Linked DNA regions of Homo sapiens: region 2 is linked to region 1. Evidence: read pairs that join two places in POLR2A ChIA-PET (ENCODE). Cell type or tissue: MCF 10A. All regions are shown on one strand. Region 1 overlaps CSGALNACT2 (chondroitin sulfate N-acetylgalactosaminyltransferase 2). Region 2 holds the start of ZNF487 (zinc finger protein 487).

Region 1 (2,500 bases):
ATTTTCCTCTTCATTTACACGGCTGTATTTACATTTTTCACATTTTCCTTGATATGCAATATTCACCAGAGAATGTACCATAATTCAATTTATCCTTTTATTATTAGAGTTTTGCTTGCTTTTAATGTTATCAATTTATGCATATTACCATCATGTAGCTCGATTACTTCCCCAGGAAAGACTGTTGGGGGTGGAAATTACTGGATCAGAGGGATGAATCTGTTTAGAACTCGACTCAGAGAACTGGCCTGAATCCCCAACAGAAGCGACGGAGGAGCTCCCATCCCCCAGTCTTGCTCACATGGCTTTGCTTTTTAAAAGCAGTGACCTAACAGCAGAAACAAAGCATTATACTGCTGTTCTAAATTATTCCTAGTAAGGCTGACTATTTAAATATGTGAATTATCAACTGTCTTACCCATTTTTTTCCTTCTTATTTACTTCTAATATAGCTTTAAACATCAAGGAAAACAAGTTTTTGTCTTTTAAGTGAGGAGACTGAAGCTTAGAAAAGTTAAGCAACTTGCAAAGGTTACAAGTGGTGAAACTAGAACTTGAAGTGCTTAAACTTAAGTTGCTATGCAACACCTAGAATGAATCAGCATTCAAATCATTCTTCCCCTACAACCCTCCAAACCAGGCAAGAATATTAGCATGCTTTGGCCGGGTGCGGTGGCTCATGCCTATAATCCCAACACTTTGGGAGGCTGAGGCCAGCAGATCACAAGGTCAGGAGTTCGAGACCAGTCTGGCCAACATGGTGAAACCCCATCTCTACTAAAAATACAAAAATTAGCTGGGCGTGGTGGTGTGTGCCTGTAATCCCAGCTACTTGGGAGGCTGAGGCAGGAGAATCGCTTGAAACGGGAAGGTGGAGTTTCCAGTGAGCCAAGATCATGCCACTGCACTCCAGGCTGGGCAACAAGAGCGAAACTCCATCTCAAAAAAAAAAAAAAAGAGTATTAGCATGCTTTTACATTCCCTTCACGCTTCTATGTTGACTTTATTTGCCTCTTTTTGTTTTAATTAATTTTAATATACAACCTTTTATTTTGGAATAATTTTAGATTTACAAAGAAGTTGCAAAACAGTAAAGAGAGTTCCTGTATACCCCTCATCCAGTTTTAGCTTCCCCTAATGTTATCATCTTACATTGTTGTGGTACATTTGTCAAAACTAAGGAACCATCATTGCTATATTACTATTTAACTCAACTCCAGATTTCATTTGGATTTCACCAGCTTTCCCTTTACTGTCTTTTTTTTCTATTCTAGGACCTAGTCCAGGGCACCACATTGCATTTGGTTGTCATGTCTCCTTAGTCTCCTCTTGGCTATGATGGTTTCTCAGTCTTGTTTTTGGTGACCCTGACAGTTTTGAGGAAGAATGGTCAGGTATTTTGTACAATGCTCCTCAATGTGGGCTTGCTGCAGCTTTCCCTGTGACTTTCCTGGGGAAGTTATCTACGTTTTTGGAAGAGGACTGTGAGCTAAAGTGTCCTTCTCATTATGTCATGTCATGGGTACATGGTATCCCTTGGTTAAGGTGTCTGCTGGGTTTCTCCCGTGAAAAGTTTGTTTTTTCTTTCCATACTATGTTCTTTGAAAGTGAGTCCCCTAGTTCCACCTACTGGAAGAGGGAGTATCTACATAAGTTATTTGGAATTCTGTAAGGAAGACTTAACTTTTCTTTCCTATCTAGTCTAGTCACTCAATATTTATCTGCTCATTCACTCACTCATTTGTATCAGTATAGACTCATGGCTATTTACTTGATGCTTTGGGTTATAATCCAGGTTTAAGTTATTTATTTCATTGCTCAGGTTGTTCCAGCTTGGGCACTGGGAGCTCTTTCTGTTGGCTCCTGTGCCCCTTCGACATATTCCCCCTATCTTTTTATTGAGTGCTTTCTTACTTTCTGGCACTGTAAGATGCTCCAGGGTCTTCTTGTATATTTTTTGCCCCTGCCCTGGAATCAACCATTTCTCCGTGGACCTCTGGCTCGTTTGATTGGAGAATAGTATTAGAAACTAAGATTTGGAAGCTGAGTGTACTTGTTACTGTTAGGGTGTCACTGGTTCTAGGCCCTCTCAGCTGACAGCTAGGTAATACACATAAGTATACCATGTACATAACCCGCTGACATCTTAATCCCAAATTGGTATTAATTGCCTTTTTATTATGTCAACATAACTATTTACACTATTACATCAACAAATGTTTAGACTTAATTTTTTTGGTTGTTCACCACTATTTACTCTCAGGTCCTCCTCTCTCAATGTATACATTTATCATTTTGCTGGACTCGATTACAAAGGTCTGTTGAGAAATAAATTCTGAGTCCTTGAAAGCTCAAAAATGTCTATTTTGTCCTAAAATAGTAGGTTGAATATGAATTCTAGAATCAAAGTTACTTTTCTTCAGAATTTTCATAGTATTGCTTTATTGTTTTCTAACACCAGTGTTTTCAAAAAGAAGACGAATGCCAATCTGATTGTCAC
Region 2 (2,500 bases), 270 kb before region 1:
CAGTGAGCCAAAATCACGCCACTGCACTCCAGCCTGGGCGACAGAGGGAGACTCCACCTCAAAATATATATATATATGGAACCTAAGACAAAAGCCTGCACTCACCCCTAATCTGCTAAATTCAAGTTCTCTCCATGATGAGGTTTCAAAAGGAATTAGTGCAAAATGTATTTAAGGATATGACCAGAAAGGAGAAAGAAAAAACAAATGGCTATTACACACACAGCAGAAAAGTAACACTAGGAGGCAAAGGAACTCAATGAAGAAATATTTCGGTGGCAGGCGGTGGTTCAGCCTGTAATCCCCGCACTTTGGAAAGCTAAAGCAGGAGAATCACTTGAGCCCAGGAGTTCAAGACCAGCCTGAGCAACATAGTGATACCCCTGTTTCTATTTATAAATAAATAAATAAATAAATATTTCCAACCAAAGAATACAAACTTAGTAAAGCTAATGAAGGAAGAACACAGTGAAGAGCTGCCGATGTAAGAGAAAAAAAGAAAATTTCCGGAGGAAAAAAGTTCAAAGATTTGCAACTATTTCCTCAGAAGGAACTGGGAAAAGGGAGTTTTGAGTAATAAGGCCTTGTGCAAGTTTCTGACTCTTAAGGATGTGAATGTACTGCCTTAAAAAATAAACTAAAAAGAGCCTCTTTTCTCACCACAACTCAACAATCATGAAGGTATCCTTGCAAGTGTGTGTAGACCTCTCATGCCTCCTAGGTCCAGGGTCACTCGTCCAGGACTCTCCCAATATCCCTGCCCAGAGGAAGCGCTTCCTCAGACTCGGTTCCTTCTGGTTGCCCTTGTCTCGCTTCTCTAGGGTGGGCTGGCCGCTCCCGCACTGGGGTCAAAGATCCTCCGGGTTCTCTCTGCCACGACTCGCCCTGATCCCAAATCCCAGCCCCACGGTCCCCACCCCCAGCGGGCCCAGTCCCCGCTCGATCCTGGGTGTGCGGCCCTCGACCTCAGACCCGGCCCCTGCCCGCCGGCCGCCCCTCACCTCGGCCTCGGAGGCTCCACGCTCCCCCTCTCACAGCCCGCACCTCGGCGGTCTCTCGGAGGAGGGAGGAACCCGAGGTACCTGGTAGTCGTAGCTGAGGAACTTACAGGCTTGTTGACCATCTCACCATGGAAACTGCCGCAGCGCTCCCTGGGCGGGGCCGCCGAGGGGCGGGGCCTGCGCGAATCCCGGGCGCCCGCCAGTCCAGCGCTCCCTGCGCTTCCGGAAGCCTTGCTGCTCCCGCGTGCCTAGCGGGGGCTCGGCCCTATGCCACGGGCATCCCACCCTGCTACCAGCTGCCCTCTTGTCCGCTGGCCGGACTCTTACCCCAGCCTTCTTCAGGAAGACACGGCGCAGTCCGGCTTCCCCACGAAAGCGAAGGTCGCTGGGACCGCGGCTGGGCGTCCGGGGGCGGGGCCGCGACGCCATTGTGACGCGCTCGGAGCAGGGCTGGGCCGAGGACCCCGGGCGCTGGAGGGCAGGCCCTAGCCACTGCTCCTGAGGCCCTGGAGGCAGCTGACGCTTGAGGCCGCTGGGCGCCGCAACGTGAGCCCAAAGGACGCCCCGCTTCAAGACTGGCGCAAGAGGAAAAAATGAAGGTCGTTTTCTGCGGAGGATGTTAGGAGAACGAGAACTGCGGGCCAGAGAACTGACCTAGCTTAAGGAGCGCAGGCAGCCTCTGCCGCCGGCTCTTGGGGAGACACGGAGAGGATGGGGTCCCCGCTCCGCATCAGGTCCTCTGACGCACCCCGGCTTTCCAGGAGGTAGGACTGGCCACAGGCCTCCTTCCCAGGGACAAAGTGCAAAGCAGAGGCTGTCAGCAGCGTGACCTTCGCTGCAGGAGAAATACGCGTCCAGTTCGTTTTCGTCAGAGTTCTGCTACATCAGGCCTGCCGTATTTGCTGTACACAAATCAGCCAACTTCCCAGGCCTGGGTGCGGAGGTATTTGTTAAGCACATGCACACAGTTGGAATTAGCAGCCTCAGGGATCAAAAGTTGTCCTTTTTTTTTTTTTTTTTTTTGGAGACGAAGTTTCGCTCTTGTTGCCCAGGCTGGAGTGCAGTGGCGCGATCTTGGCTCACTGCAACCTCCGCCTCCCGAGTTCAAGTGATTCTCCTACCTCAGGCTCCCGAGTAGCTGGGATTACAGTCGTCCGCCACCACGCCCGGTTAATTTTTTTTGTTTTTAGTAGAGATGGGGTTTCACCATTTTGGCCAGGCTGGTGTCGAACTCTTTTTTTTTTTTTTTTTTTTTTTTTTTGAGACGGAGTCTCGCTCTGTCACCCAGGGTGGAGTGCAGTGGCGCGATCTCAGCTCACTGCAAGCTCCGCCTCCCAGGGTCACGCCATTGTCTTGCCTCAGCCTCCCGAGTAGCTGGGACTACAGGCGCCCGCCACCACGCCCGGCTAATTTTTTGTATTTTTAGTAGAGACGGGGTTTCACCGTGTTAGCCAGGTTGGTCTTGATCTCCTGACCTCGTGATCCGCCCGTCTCGGCCT

The links. Peaks named below come from ENCODE experiments on the same cell type or tissue, not always from the same donor. Only the 100,000 strongest peaks of a DNase experiment are listed, where the experiment ranks them.
Region 2: POLR2A ChIA-PET joins it to region 1 with 5 read pairs; 2 of 35 experiments call an interaction of 5 or more read pairs at or near these places.

What each region holds. Positions count from the first base shown.
Region 1 is chr10:43,169,812-43,172,311 of GRCh38, reverse strand. The region is part of intron 6 of CSGALNACT2 (chondroitin sulfate N-acetylgalactosaminyltransferase 2); the gene reads right to left. Among named protein-coding and RNA genes, the nearest start is that of CSGALNACT2, 33 kb to the right of the region's middle. In MCF 10A, no CTCF peak of the experiment used is centred here; no DNase peak of the experiment used is centred here.
Region 2 is chr10:43,435,764-43,438,263 of GRCh38, reverse strand. ZNF487 (zinc finger protein 487) reads right to left here and starts at 1,153. Exons shown (of 4, transcript NM_001355444.3): 1 at 1,002-1,153. RefSeq lists a silencer at 869-1,528 and an enhancer at 1,629-1,698. In MCF 10A, no CTCF peak of the experiment used is centred here; DNase peaks (open chromatin) are centred at 1,193 and 1,463.